Regions from separate parts of the Homo sapiens genome. Here region 1 is linked to region 2. The links are chromatin loops, found by intact Hi-C in ENCODE. Cell type or tissue: pancreas. All regions are shown on one strand.

Region 1 (8,000 bases), 500 kb before region 2:
AACAAGGAATCTGGGGACCATCCAGACCAAGTCTGAACTGGAACATGGGCCAGCCTGCGCATTGTAGCTATGATTTCCATGACCGCTTGGTCATTATCATCAATTTCTAGGCAACAGTTGGTTCAATTAAATTTTCCACATACTCCTCCTTCTGAGGCTAAGAGGTAATCTAAAGCCAATCTATTATGATATATAGCATTTCTCATTTGTTTTGCTTGTATTGCCAATAAATCTAGTGCCCTTGATGTTTCATTGGTTATAATTTCTAGGACTGCCTGCAACCTTATGATGAGGTTGAGCATATAGATTGGGTTGTGGTACCCCTGTGACCCATCTTGCGCCCAGGTAGCTGGCCCATAATATTTCGTGATTCAGGCCATTCATTTTCTTTCCAGTTTCCTATGTCCACATCGTTTTTGATATTTGTGTCTATTTTTGTGATTATGCTTCTTCTAGTTCTTCCTTTATTTTTATCATAAACTGGATATCCTAAGAGTTCCTGTTGCTTTAGAGGAATTAGAAGGATGGCTTGACTGTTCCTAACACACATGCCCCTGTCCATTTAGCTAGCAGTAGCTGATATGCCTGTGCTCCACAGATCCAATACAGGCCAGAGGGTGCCTTTCAAGCATTTGCAGCCTCTAGCTGATGCCAAGAGTGGCTTATAGTAGACAATCAAGAGAAAGGGTTTGGATCTGGTAAGTAGGAGTCAGTCTGGGTGTTTCTTCATAGTTTTGTTTTTAGTCTCATCATAATACTGTTGCCCTAGGCAGGTTGTTTCTCCTACTGCCTCTGTGAAAGCCTTTCCCCATTGAGCGATACAATACCTTCCAATTATGGAGGTTTTTAACAACCAGACACTGGCAAAGGCTGTTGGTTCACTGGCAGGGTTAAGCGAAGTGAAGTTATCTTATGGTATTAATTATTTTGCCTCCCATGGCCACTAGTCCCCCATATTATTTCCTCCACATACACAGCATGAGGAAATTCCTAAGCTGCCAGCTATGTTTTCAGCTAGTTGAGCAAATAAGTGTTTTGTTGATGGGGGAAACTCAGGCACTGTCTGATCAAAATGCTTATAGAATGACTTATGGGCCTGGAATTGTGAGGTTGGATGCATTTGAGTCCATCTAGTCTTTTTGACAATTAGTAGTGGAATTCCAAGGCCTGCTCTTTTTCTATGAACTCATAATAGTGCTGTCTGTCCTGTAGAACAAAAAGGTAGCTCTGGCTTTAAGACAGTAAAATTTAAAGGATTGCATGTTCTTGTCTTACAATCTGGTTTGTTTGACATACCACTTAGCAGAGCAGTCCTTCCTGAATAAAGGTGTTGGAGCTGTATTTGTGTAGACCATGGAATGTTACAGTCTGAGCATCTGATTTGTGGTTCTCCATACAGATGTTTAGGACTGCTGCTAAGCCTCTCTTGTGTCAAACCACTGCAGACTCCTTCTGTTTTTTTTAGGATTTGAACATATGCAGCATGGCAGGCATCAAAGTACAAGGAAATAGGCTCTTTATAGGAGGGAGGGGCTTCTTTGGTTCAAGCTATAAGCTCTCCTTCTTTTTCTCCCTCTGATTTAATATGTACCTCAAACCAGAATTCATAGGGTAAGAGCTTAGGGTCATAACATAAATATAGCTGATTATTTCCTGGGTCACAGACTGAATAGGTGGTCTGGTTGTATGTGCAGGTTCCTAACTTGGTTCCTGTACATTCATAGTAGGTATGGTACAGTAGAGTTTTAACTATGGTATTCGTTACCCAGGTAGTATGTACACAGTGTGAGCATCCTTCTAGAGATTTCTCCCCTTTTAGTATAGGCAGAAATGGTAACAACATCAGTGTATGTAATAGAAACATGCTTATACTACACATGTGCATGGCAAACCTTCCTCTGGGCATAGATATTTGCTGTAATAACATAACAACAGAACAATCAGTATTGACAGAATTATAACTAGGCTTATAAATTGTATCCACATTTACTTATCTGGAGATGGTCCTCTTAGCTTCAGCTGTGCATAGACTAGTCAGCTTCTGGGATGTGACTAGAGTAGAGCTTGCAGGATCCTCAAGCTTCAGCCACGCGTAGACTGACCAGCTTCCACTGTGATCAGAGCAGGGCAGTTGTCCTTCTTACTGGTGGTTGCGTTTCGCCGTAGGACTATTCAGGCGGGGTGATCTGTGTCTTGTTGGCTAATTCATTGGTCATTGTCAGGAGTCACTGCTGCCACTGGTTTCGGCTGGCTATGGTGAATCGAAGGTGTGACACCTGCGACTTTAACAGCAGTGGGAGTAGACATAATTACAATATGGGGCCCATCCCATAAGGGCCCCAGGGTTGTTGGATTCCACCTTTTAACCCAGACAGAGTCTCCTGGCTTATGTGGATGCACTACATCTCTTAGACTTATAAGTATCCTTTCCCTTACCCAGCCTTTTACCTCCTGCATTGCCACTCCTCAAGCCTGCATCTGTGTTCTAAGGGTTAGCTCTCCTAACTCCTTTAAATGCCCTCTAATTTGATTAATGATTGCGGGTGGCCTTCTGAACAATATTTCATAGGGCAAGTACCCAGTTTGTTTTGTAGGTGTACACCTCACCTGGAGGAGGACCATGGGCAAGACCTGATCCCATCATAAGTGAGTTTACTGGCAAAATTTTTTAGTAGCTGTTTGAGTGTCTGATTCATCCGTTCCACCTTCTCTGAACTCTTTGGTCAGTAGGCTGTGTGCAATTTCCATTTGATCTTTAAAAGTTGAGTCAACTGTTGTACTACTTCTGCCGCAAATGCAGGACCATTGTCTGATCCTAGGGTTAAAGGCAACCCAAACCTTGATATTGATGTCTTTTAGTAGCACCTTTGTCACCTCTTGTGCCTTTTCAGTTCTGATGGGGAAGGCCTCAACTCACCCCGAGAAGGTGAAACAAACACTAGCATATACCAGTAACCTCCTGCTCAAGGCAACTCGGTAAGGTCTACAAGCAGGTTCTCACAAGGCACAGCTCCCATTTCCTGAATTTCTGGGGGTCGAGTAGGTCCTTGTTTTGGATTAGATATTGTTCGCAGGATAGACATTGTTCGCAAACAGCACGGGTGATGGCAGAGAGCCGTGGCACATAGAAGTGTTGACCTATCAAAGTCTCTAGGGCCGTGCTTCCAGCATGTGTTCCTTGATGGATCTGCTTCACAAACCTTGGGGCTATTGTCTCTGGGACAGCTAGCCTCCCATCAGAGAACAGCCACCATCCACCTTTAATATATTTTCCTGTTTCCTGGCCAAACCAAGCTTTTTCAATTGAAGAGTAATTGGGTACCTCTGGCAAAGGGGGCTCTACAAAGAGAGGCATTGCTAGAGTTATTTCTTCAGGTAAAACCTTGCTCATTGCTGCCCACCTAACTTCTTGGTCTGCCCTCCTGTTGCCCTGTGCCTCATAGCTTTTCCTAATTTGGTGTCCTTTGCAATGAATGAGAGCCACCTTCTCTGGAGCCCATATGGCTTCTAATAATTGCAAAATTTCCTCTTTATTTTGTATTTCTTTTCCTTCAGTAGTCAGAAGTCCTCTCTATTGTATATTGCCCCATGGGTGTGCAGGGTTGCAAAAGCACAGTTTGAGTCAGTATATATGTTTACTTTTTCCCCTTGGCCAATAACAGTGCTCTGGATAATGCTATTATTAATTCAGCCTTCTGAGCAGAAGTCCCAGAAGTTAAGGCTTGAGCCTCGACCACCGAGCGTTGGGTCACTACTGTATACCCTGCATATCGCACCCCATTTGTTATGAAACTGCTACCATCAGTGAAGTATTCAACATCTGGGCTCTCCAAGGGGGTATCCCTTAGTTCTTCCTAGCTCGAGAACATTTTGTCCACTGAATACAGTGCAACAGTGGGGAAGGTCCTGCCAGCAGTGAGGCAACCCACCATTCTTCAAAGTGGGCTCCTCCACAGGCAGCAGGGTAGCTGGGTTCAAGAAATTTACAGTCTGTAGTGTTATCTGGAAATTTTACACAGAAAACTTTGACACTTTAGCATTCTAAAGTTGGACAGGCAACGATGTCCTCTTTGGTCCATTAAGGAGACTACAGCATGTGGCACCCCAATTTTTAACTTCTGTCCTAGGGCTAGCTTGTTGGCATCTTCTATGAGGATTGCAGTAGCTGCCAATGCCCTGAGGCAGTGGTGCCAACCTAAGGCCACCTAGTCCAGTCTTTTGGATAAGTATGCTACCAGCCAATGTAAAGAGCCCAACAACTGAGTTAAGACTCCGACTGCCATTCCCTTTCGTTCATCCACATACAAAAGAAGGGTTTTTCTTACATCTGGCAACCCACATACTGAGGCCTGGATGAGAGCTTCCTTTATATCCTTGAAGGTCTTTTCTTGTTCCTTTTCCCATAGGAGGGGCTCTCTTTCCCTACCTCTGGTAGCCTCATGTAAGGGCCTTGCTATAAGGGAGAAGTTTGAAATCCAGATTCGGCAAAATCTCACCACCCCTAGAAATTCCCTGACCTGCTGCCGCCTTGTAACTGGGTGGACAATGCACATACAGCCTCCTTGCGTGCACTTCCAAGCCTGCATTGGCCTTGGGATACTATGAATCCTAGATATGCAACCTCCCAAAAACAGACTTCTGCCTTGTCCTTGAACACTTTATAACCAGCTTCACACAGCAGGTCGAAGCCTCTCTGTTCCTTGGAGGCATTCCTCCCTCTTAGGGGCAGTTAATAGCAAGTCATCAATGTATTGTAATAGCACAGAATTGTCACTAGACGGCGCAATAGCCTCAAGGTCGGTAGCCAAAGCCTCCTTGAAGATAGTGGGAGAATTCTTAAACCCTTGTGGCAGCCTTCTCCGGGTATACTGCGATTGCCCCCACTGGAAGGCAAATATAGGCTGACTTTGGGGAACAAGCCTCAAGCAAAAGAAAGCATCCTTTAAGTCCAGACATGTGAACCCCGCGGCCTCAGCAGGAATATGTCACAACATTGTGTATGGGTTGGGTACTGTGGCATGGATAGTGGCAGTGGTCTTGTTTACCACCTGGAGGTCCTACACTGGCCTGTATTCACCATTTGGCTTGAGCACGGGCAGCAGAGGAGTATTCCAAGAGGACTTGTATTTCACTATAATCTCATGTTCATAGAGCTGATTTACATGTTTTGTTATGCCTTCAGTTGCCTCTCTGGGTAATGGGTATTAACGGACTCATACCAGGGTAGCATGAGGGTTAAGCTCTACTACCACCGGGGGTCTGTTTAGAACAAGTCCGGGGGGGTTGTCCTCAGCCCATACACCTGGTACCTTGAAAAGCATTCCCCACGTATTGTGTAGGTCCAGCTCCAGCAGCCTCCTGGTACACAGTTCATAGAGCCGCCATTCCTCAGCTATTAGGAGAGCTAGAGTCAATACCATTGCCTTTGGCTTCCCTACCTCCAGGGTCATATTCCCATTAGGTGTAAAGGAAATTTGTGCCTGTATAGTTTCTGGAGTAAGTCTCTCCCCAACAAGGGCACTGGACAATTTGGCATATATAGAAACTCATGCTGCACTTCTTGTCCTCCAATAACACATCTCCTGGATTTGCAAAAAGGTCCCTTTTCTTTGGCCCCAGTAGCCCTTACAATAGTAGCACAGTTCTTTGTGGGGGGGCTAATTGGGTGAGTTACCACAGAGAAATCAGCTCTAGTGTTGACCAAAAAATCCATTGATCAGCCCCCTATTTCCATAGAAACCATAGCCACCCCCCGACCCCAGGGCCTAAAAAGATGGAACGCGGTCTCTCAGTCCTCAAAATTCTTGGCCCCTGCTAAGCCAATCAGATCAGGATCTGCCTTTGAGGCACCATTACTAGCAACAGAACGCCGCACTCGGGTGTTAGACTATTGACCATCATCTCCATCCTTTGCCTTTTTGGGACACTCATCTTTCCAGTGGCCTATTTGCCTGCACTTTGCACATTGGTTCCTGTCCAAAGGGGACAGGCTTTCCTCTCCCAGTCATGTCTGCCCTCTTCCTCAGCCTCTGCTTTGACCACGCCCTCTAGCAAATCCAGGTTTACTTTCTGCTAGTGAAGCAGCTGTAAATTGAACCGTGTCTTTATTTCTGTTTCTGGTTTTTCTTTCTTCCTTTCTCTCTGCCTCTTCTTCCCAGTTTATGTATACTTTGTTTGCTATTTCCAGGAGTTCACTAGTATTTTTCCCTGCAAAGCCTTCCAGCTGCTGAAGCTTTTGTCTTATGTCTCCCTGTGCTTGCCTGACAAAGGTCATATTTATCATGTGTTGGTTTTCAGGAGCCTTTGGAATAATTGGAGTGTACAGCCTATATGCCTCACAAAGCCTTTCAAAGAATGCACTTGGGCTTTCATCAGGCTTTTGGCGCATTTCTGACATTTTACTCATATTCATTGCCTGCCTTCCTCCTGCTTTTATCCCATTCAGGAGTGCCTTTCTATATAGCCGCAGCCATTCCATGTCCCTTGCCTCATTTGGGTCCCAGTTAGGGTCCTCATTTGGGTAACGCTCCAAGGCAAACTGGCATGGGTTAGGGATGGCCTCTGGGGCTTCCCCTTCTAACCAGCTGAGAGCTGCCTGATTAACTCTCCTACACTTCTCTGTATTAAATAAAGTTAGCAAAAGCTGTTGACAATCCGGCCAGGTCAGGTTATGTGTTATAATAAAAGCATTCACCAAATCAATGAGAGCCTGAGGCTTTTCTGTACAGGAGGGGTATGCTGTTTCCAATTTAAGAGATCAGTAGTGGAGAAAGGCTGATAAACATAAAGCCTAGGGTTACCTTGTATCTGCCCCTGGTCATCATAAACTTGTGTCCTTGTCTCTTGAATTGGCATCTGCAAAGCCCATGGTAGGCCTTAGTGGAGGCACCTAGCTGCCTCACCCTGTCCATCTTCCCTGTTTTTATCTAATAGGGGCTTCTTTTTCTCTGGGTGGGGGAGACTGAGCCTCACTTTCCTCTGAATCCGACTCTCCAGATGCTCCTGACTCTGCCTCCTGCCTTACTCTGGCCAAAGATGGGTAGACTGGCACATATGGGGGTGGACATTCCCTTTCCTCAGGTGGGACCTGAAGAACTGGTTTCAGCTGAGGCTTTGGGGATTCCTTTTCCTAGGAGACACTAGAAGCTTTAGGTTTCTCTGTTTTACTTTGGTTGTGCTGCCTGAGCCACTAATGCCTTGCAATATCCCTCTAGGCAGGGCTGTCACCACTTGGGGCGAGTTTGCACCACATTGAGCCAAGAGTCTATATAGGGAAACTGGTCTGGGTATCCTGGTTGTCCTGCAACTCCAGTGACCACCTTAAACACACGGCCAATTAATTCCCTGTCTATTGTACCTTTAGAGGGCCACCCCATATTGAAAGCAGGCCCATCTATCTCACAGTATGTCCTTAACCTTTGAGCAACAAGTTTCATCCCATAATCACCTCTAAATCCTTTTTTAAAATTCTTTATCATGCACTCCAAAGGAGTTGGTTTCAATGCTTTCCCTCTCATTTCCTCCCTTGCAGTGCACTTTCACTCTCACTTTCACTCACAGGTCCACCAGACCAGGTCCTATTATGAGAGTTTTGGATGCTGCTTAGTCAGGAACATGCCTTCCCCTGTCACAGCCTGCTGCAGCTGTGAAGCTGGTCCTTTCAGCCGTATGCAGCATCCTAGGTCTGATGTCCCCTGCACTCATGTCAGAGCACACAGCCCATGCTAAGGGATCTCTGCCTCCCCATGTCACTCCCCGCACTGGCCTCTCCTGAGACCATCTCTTTCACACACTTTCACACACCTCCCCTGCCCCAAGATTCCTCACTGGATGAAACTAGCCTGTCTCATGTCCTGGGTGAGCCTCTCTCATGTCCTGGGTATGTTCACGTGCACCCTCAACACTCCCAGTTGGGGTGGCAAGCCACTCTTGCCACCCTGCCAGCAAGCTCTACCTTGCTGCACTTGCTGCTCTATTGGCCCATTTCCTCATTTTTTTCC
Region 2 (8,000 bases):
TCTCATCCAAGGAGGGGAAAGGGGCACTCTCGGACTATGAGAAATGAGTGGGTTGCTCTTTTCTGTCCCAAACTCACCTCTCATGAGTGGGTGACAGGATATTCCTGAATAGCTCCAGTATCCCCTTGCACAGCCACCTTTTTATTAGAGACACTGCCCAAGGGCATTTGCAGTACTGAGTGTTCTGCCCTGGTGTCAATTAGGAAACGTACAGGCCGGCCCCCCACTGTGGCGGACACCATGGGTTCCCGGGGGCCAAGGGAGAGGGAGACCCAGCCCCATCAATCAGCATATTCCTCCACAGCAGGGAGGATGAGGACCTTTTTATTCTCTGGTTTTTCTTCTGGTTTTAATGGGCGTTCCTTCTTCCAGTGTCAAATCTGCTTGCAATAAGCACATTGGTTTTTTAGTACAGGAGCCTGCTCACCTTTTTGGCCTTTTTGGCAGGGACCCGAGATCTCCTGGCCAGCGCTCTGTGCTGGGGGCCCTTCCCTCCTGGCTTCTTGGATGGCAGCCACTAAGATTTTTGCCTGTCTTTTTGATGCTTTGTCAGCAGCCTTTTCAGCTGCCTGAGATGCCTCTTTTTGTTTTTCAAACTCTTGATTGTCAAAAACTTTCTGTGCTATTTCTAAAAGCTGAATGATATTCATTCCAGCAAATCCCTTTAATTTTTGTAATTTCTTTTTAATATCAGGGGCCTCCTGAGCCACAAATGCCAAATTAATAGCACGGCTATTCTTAGGAGCCGCTGGCTCAAAAGGGGTGTAAGTCCAATAGGCCTCCTGGAGGTGTTCCAAAAATGCTCCCAGTGACTCATCAGGCCCCTAGAAAACTTCAGTTGTCTTAGATAAATTTATGGGTTTTTGAGTTGCTCCTTTGATACCCACAAGGAGATACCAGTGAAAATCATCCAAAGCTGTCTTTCCCCATGAGGAGTTTGGATCCCAACTGGGCCGGGTAGAGGGAAAAACCTCCACTAGGAGGTCTTGGGCTTCCCCCTCTGGTCTACCGGCTGATGTAAGGAAATACTTCCTAGCCTCCCTTCAGATACAGTCCCTCTCTTCAGAGGTGAAAAGTGTTAAAAGGAGTTCCTGACAGGCATCCCAGGTGGGCCAGTGAGTCCGGAGCATGGATTCCATCAGTGAGGTCAAGACCTGGGGCTTTTCAGAGTAGGGGGGATTATGAACCTTTCAATTGTACAGGTCAGAAGTAGAGAAGGGGACATAAACTAAAAATGGAGCAGAGCGCTCACTGCCTGGAGGGATTTGGGCCTCTCTCAGCAGGAGGAGAGGGGCCACCTCCTCTGGCTGAGGCCGTAATTGGGTGGCTATAGGTGGAGAAGCCACAGAGCATGTAGTCAAGGAGACATGGGAAGATTCTGGGAGAGCAGGAGGGTTGTAGGGTGGCAAACATGGGTGAGGAAAACTTTCCTCTTCTTTAGAAGGAGGCAGTACAGGAGGAGCCGAGGGAGCTGAGGGTTGGGGCAAAAGTGCAGTCGGGCTCAAAAGGACCTGGGAGGTGGGATCATGAATGGTGCATGAGCAGAGCCATGGAGGAGGGCTCTGGACCAAATCTAGCCATTGATCAATGTAAGGAAACTGATTGGGGTGTCCGGGAGTTCCAGCAATGACCTGCCACACAGTCTGCACAGTTGTGAGATTCAGTGACCCTTCTAGGGGCCACCTGGTTCCAAACTGTGGCCATTCCACTTCATAAAGTGTCCAGAGTTTGCTTTCTTAAGGCAGACTCCATAATCCTCTGAGAAGCCCAGAGAGGAATTTTGTAACGTATATTGGAAGGGCTCCAATCTTTATGGGGCCAGGAAGAAGAGTTCCCCATTCTGGAGGCAATTAACAAGGTCTAGGCGAAATATTAAACTCAGCATGGACAGAGAAATTCACAATCTGGGGGGCTGTAGTATAGGAAGAACAGAAGTATTATAACCAGAAGAAGTAGGAAAACAACTATAGCCAACACTTCTTGTCACATAAGTTCTGTTTCTTTAAGCTTTGAGATCTAGGGGGAGGACAAGAGGTGGGTCTGAGGCCAGTGGGACCTATGTGATCCTCCCCTCCTTTCTGACTTATAGCCCAAATATCTTTGGTATCTCCACGACTCAAAGGCAAAAAGTTTAAAGTTGGCCCTTTCTTTTAAGGATTTTAGGAGGGAGAGTAGAGTCATTGGACGTTGGACTTGCTGTGACACAGGAAAACAAGATGGGTGGGGTAAGGGATGGGGATGAGGAGGAAAGGGGCCACTCTGATCTTTTCTAAGGTAGGAGAGTAGCCAGAGGGATAGAATAAGAATCCAGGTGGAGTAAAGCAGTATGGGCACAGGTTTCTCTGCACAGTGCCTTATCTAAGGGCATGGGAAAAGTTATGGGATGACAGAAAAGGTGAGCAAGGAGGACTGCAGGGTGGCTATTTTGAATCCACCACTGGTCTAAGGCAGAGGTGGTCCAGTCACTGGGGCATGGGGTGTGGCAATCCAAATGCTAGCAATCTTTATGGTGCCAGAAATCCCAAACGGGCAAATGTTCCCCACACGCCTCCCCGTAACAACACCTGATTTGTTTCTGACAGAAAAGGCAGGACTGGGAAGACCAGCCCAAATGACTGATGAGAAATTTGACCTCCTGTGTTAGAAAATCTGCATTCAGGACTTTAAAGAAGTTCTTGCCCAGTCATCTTCGGAAATATCGATGACCTGACATGTGAAACTTAGACAGACACCAGACAGGACAAGAGACACCGGGGTATACAAACAATTATGACAATTTTTATAGACAGACAAGGGGAGGGGGTCCCGTGATGGGATCAGCCAGATGCCCACCTGGCTGCTCCGCCGGAGGGGACTTAGGCTCCTCTTGGCATTGGCAGACCGGTATAAACCCACCGGCTCAGATCAAGCTATGCCCGATGCTGCCTTAAGCCTTATGAGGTCGCCACGGAACCACAGGTGAGGGCCCACTCCAACTCCGTAGCTTTCACCGTGGAGCTGCAAACTGGAAATTCAAGGACAAGCCCTTGAACCCCACATTCACACACACACTTACACAGAGTTTATCACAATTCTTTATTCCCATTCTAAAACAGAGGTCTCCTAGAAACCTGAATGAGAGAAGGAGAAGAGATAAAAAGAGAGAGAGAGAAAGACAGAGAGAAAGACAGAGAGAGAGAGAGAGAGAGAGAGAGAGAGAGAGAGAGAGAGAGGCTAGTCTTAACAGAGAAGGCTGACAGAAACCAGGACTCCGTCCTCCAGCATCCTGGAATATGGGCAGAGTCAGAAGGACGCCCTCGTCAGGGCCGCTTCCCTCCCAGAGAAACAGAGTCAGATCTGACTTACCTTCCCAGGACCAGAAATGCAGGACTCAGGAGTTGATTTTGGAGGGCACACACCGGCAGTCGATCCGTTCCCCTCCGGAAGACAGTGGCCTACGGGTCTCTGGAACAGCTTCAGGAGGTGCCTCCCCTATAAGCCCGCTGTCCAGCCAGGAGAGCCTGGAGCGAGTCCGGCACTCACCAGGTGGCAATTATCTTGCTGGGGCTTCCAAATGTTGTAACCGAGCGAGTTGTAGAGAAACGCCACACTCTGAGACTAATTTCAGGAGTCCTTTTATTGCCGGTGACCGAGAGACAGCTAGTGCTCAAAATTCTCTCGGCCCCGAAGAAGGGGCTAGATTTTTTTTATATCGTGGTCTAAATAGGGGAGGCGGAGTTTAGCTAAAGCAATTTTTACAGAAGTAGAACAGGCAGAAAGTTAAAAAAATTAATTGGTTACAGAAGCAGTTACAGAAAAATAAACAGTTCCAGGTGCAGGGGTTTAAACTATCACAAAGAGGTAAATGCAGGGGTTTTAGGTGCGTCCCCAGGAGCTGCTGGTTCAGCTTGCCTCAATATCTTATCAGTAAGTGCATTCCTGGACGTGCTTGGAGTCAGCTTGCACTAGTTATGCCCTTAAGGGAGGGAGGTAAAGGGGCTGTAAGTGAAGGAAATAAAATGGAGTCTGTCCGGCTCTCTCAGCTAAGAGAGATAATCAGGTTAAAACAAGGTAGGGTATCAAGAGATCATGCCATTGTACTTCAGCCTGGGGGACAAGAGCAAGACTTTGTCTCAAAAAAAAAAAAAATTGGTAATATGGTGCACTGTAAGCTACAGAAAGACAGTTATAAAGAAAGATTTTATATAAGGAAGAATCTTGTATGTTAAATTCTTGTTCTAAAAGGAGATGACTGGTTGTTTAAAGAATGGATGTTTAGGACAAGTCAGAAAGTTTGTTATAAGATGGTCTGTGGAAATAAAGAGTTGAATAATTAAAGGAAAGGCATTGCCAAGATTAACACTAAAGTTACTTTAGCCACCGGATGATGTATTTCTCCCAATCATATTGAAAGTTATAAAAATGGCCTAAACCTAAAAGTATTCCCTAATGGCAAGTCAAGGGGAAAATGTATGTTTTTCTCAAAGAAAATGTTACTTTTATATTAACGTTTCTGGTAATGTACAGCAACATCTAGTGGAGGCAAACCAGTATTACAATCCATTGGGACAACTAACAGGTGTAGAACTCTGCTATTATACCATAAGGTTGTATTACCCCACTAGCAGCGGTCATCTTAATATGAATATTCTAATCCTGTCTTCAAAACCTTCTGGTAAAAATTATCTCTTTTTTGCCTAGGTGCTGCAAACAGAGCCACACGAGGACACACCATTCTTTTTTTTTATTGTTTGTTTGTTTGATTTAAGACGAAGTCTCGCTCTGTCACCCAAGCTGGAGTGCAGTGGTGAGATATCGGCTCACTGCAACCTCCGCCTCCCAGGTTGAAGCAATTCTCCTGCCTCAGCCTCCCTAGTAGATGGGATTACAGGCACGCAACACCAAGTCTGGATAATTTTTGTGTTTTTATTAGAGATGCGGTTTCACCATGTTGGCCAGGCTGGTCTTGAATTCCTGACCTCAGGTGATTCACCTGCCTCGGCCTCCCAAAGTGCTGGGATTACAGGCATAAGCCACTGCACCTGGCCTGGACACACCATTTTTTTTCAAGAACTCTTAGATCAACCTCAGGAGGAGCCCTAACTGCTGTTCCCCAACATGATGGCCCTTTTCAGCAGGAAGTATCTTGAAAGATTCGTCATCTGACACCCCCTAACAGCAGTTAGGAATACGTCTCCTGAGGGGAGAATAATATAGGAGTTATTAAGAAATTATTTTAGGCATTTAGAGAGGGTAAAAGAGTTCTCTCACTAGAATTTTTCTTTAATAAAAAGCAGCCCCAAAGCCAATTCTTTTCTAACAGAAAACAGCCTGAAAAGTCAAGCTGCAAGCTGATAAGCAGGCTGGAGACTTTCATTTGTAAATGCAGGCGGCTGTATTAAAAGGCAAGTACATTTCAACAGAGGTGAATTCCTCCTCTTTTTTCTTTGACACCACTTGTGTGGGTGTCATGGCACCAGCCAGGTAAAGCCACGTGAGCAGGTATCATGGTGACAGGTAGAAGCTACATTTGCATAATAAAAGACTAGGGTGGGAGGGCCAGCCTTTGCATGGGTTATGTAAATGGCACACCTGGTCAACCAATCTCCTGTGCCCTATGTAAATCAATCACTGACTCCTCAAGCTTCTCTACAAAATCAATTGTGTTCTACCCGCAACCAGGAAATTTTTTAGGTGACCCTGTTTCTCAGCATGAGGAGCTTTCTCTCTCTCTGTTATTTTTGCCTATTAAACTTTCTTTTTTTTTTTTTTTTTTTTTTTTTGAGACGGAGTCTCACTCTGTCGCCCAGGCTGGAGTGCAGTGGCGCCATCTCGGCCCACTGCCAGCTCTGCCTCCCGGGTTCACGCCATTCTCCTGCCTCAGCCTCCCGAGTAGCTGGGACTACAGACGCCCGTCACCACGCCCGGCTAATTTTTTGTATTTTTAGTAGAGACGGGGTTTCACCGTGTTAGCCAGGATAGTCTCGATCTCCTGACCTCGTGATCCACCTGCCTCGGCCTCCCAAAGTGCTGGGATTACAGGCGTGTTGTCTATTAAACTTTCCACCCCAAAATCAATCCTCGTGTGTGTTCGTGTTCTAAATTTTCCTCGTGTGAGACAACAAACCCCAGGTATTTACCCCAGACAATGCAGCCATTTCAGAGTCTGGGAAATGAATCTTAGTCACAGAAAAAAAGAACAGCAATGAACATGGCAAGGTGCTTATGATTCTGGTCCACTGGATCTTCCTATCCCTAGGAAAGTAAATACCATCACAGTCAGCACCCAGCAAGTTACCACCATATAATTTCTTGTTTGTTCCAAAATAAATACAGGTGATTCTTATCACAAAGGCAAATAAAAAGTAGTTTACTTTTTAAACTGAACTGTATCAGTTTAGTTTACTCTTAAGTTCTTATAATTTTGAAAATGCAGTTGACACTTGTATGGCTTATGAAATTTTTGATAGTCTAACATTACTTGAATTGTTCAAAGAACAGTATATTTTAAATTAAGAAGAGTAAACTGTATGTGTTTGTTTCCTATATTTAAGGTTTAGAATCACAAATTACACTCCTGTTTATGATTTGAAAACTTCAAAGTTTGGTTTTTCCATCTGTACATACACAGAACAGTGTTATCGTGCTGAAACATTTGTATCTTAAGATGGCAGTCACAGTTTCCATCTGTCTGGATATATTTTGGACTTTTGCATGTTAAACATAAGAAAGAGACTTTTTGTTTTAGGTAATCTAAGACTGTTGTACACAAACTACAGATTACTGTAGGGTTCAGCAAACTATGTTTATAATGTGACATTAATATCTATTTTGATGTCTAAATCAAAACTTTTTTTAGAAATAATTTTTTTTTTACAAATATCTCCACAAATTCAGGTTTATTTTATAAAATGGCAGGATAGTAAAGAAATAGGTGGTTTGCCATAGTATATGAATACATGCACTTAATTAAAATACCAAATATTATAATCAAAATTTAGATAGCAGATTTAAATAATTTCTTGATTTTTCACTACAGGATAGAAATTCACAAATATTTTATAAATCAAAGCTATTAGTATTAGGTTTTACTTAGTAGTAATATATATATATATTCTGGGTATTTAAAAAATATATATATATTCTGGGTATTTGAAAACACCAAATTATTGATGAAAATGTCCATTTTGAACAAATTATTGATCATATATATCATACATCATACATACATATCATATATGCAATCATACATTATCATATATGTATGATGTATAATATATGATCAAGAATTTGTTCAAAATGGGTATTTTTCATCAATAATTTGGTGTTTTCAAATACCCAGAAGTCTTGTTTTAATCAGATTAACTCTAAGAATAGTTTACTAATTTTATTTTTTATGGTGTGTTCAAAATTTGATAGTTTAATATGGATTGATGATGGGTAAACTAATCAATTTCTTTTCAAATCTCATAGGCCTATTACATTGTCAAGGATGTTATTAATAAAAATTCTTTCTTTTAATATTGTTTACAGGGATTTAGGTCTAGTCTAATCTGCTCAACCTGTTAATCAGTGTCAGCTGCCAGATTCCAACTCATTTTTAGTGTGCCTATGTGACTTTTTCTCCATAGTCTCTGAATTACATTTTGATTAGTTATTGGAATATCATATAGCACAGCTCATACATTTAAAACAAAACCACCAGGTAAAATGAGTTCTGGTTTAGTATAAAGAAGCTGTCACCAAGTTAGTGTTACATACATAGATGGATGTGGCTCAACAAGATTTTAGACAAAAAAATTTGAATTGAACTATGGCAACGTGTGTTGCTATGACTTAGCCTCTAGTGGGCTTATGAACAAAGACAAATTTCAGCAAATTTATCCAGTTGCTTTCAGTATCTCTAAAGATAGTATGTCAAGAATTCTCATGCTACTGTCTGAAAAAACAGATTCTTCTCTTATCTAAGAAATCAACTGGATATATTTTTATAAGCTTGTGCAAGAAAAAACTGCAATGCA

Evidence for each region. A loop is a pair of places that touch in the nucleus more often than their neighbours do. Peaks named below come from ENCODE experiments on the same cell type or tissue, not always from the same donor. Only the 100,000 strongest peaks of a DNase experiment are listed, where the experiment ranks them.
Region 1: it touches region 2 in a loop (2.6-fold over the local background); 38 of 110 quality-filtered maps call a loop at or near these places.

The regions. Positions count from the first base shown.
Region 1 is chr19:21,198,293-21,206,292 of GRCh38, forward strand. No RefSeq gene overlaps it. Among named protein-coding and RNA genes, the nearest start is that of ZNF431, 60 kb to the left of the region's middle. In pancreas, a CTCF peak has its summit at 4,761 (motif pointing right); no DNase peak of the experiment used is centred here.
Region 2 is chr19:21,693,896-21,701,895 of GRCh38, forward strand. No RefSeq gene overlaps it. Among named protein-coding and RNA genes, the nearest start is that of ZNF100, 70 kb to the right of the region's middle. RefSeq lists an enhancer at 4,932-5,432. In pancreas, a CTCF peak has its summit at 4,519 (motif pointing left); no DNase peak of the experiment used is centred here; H3K27ac peaks cover 762 bases.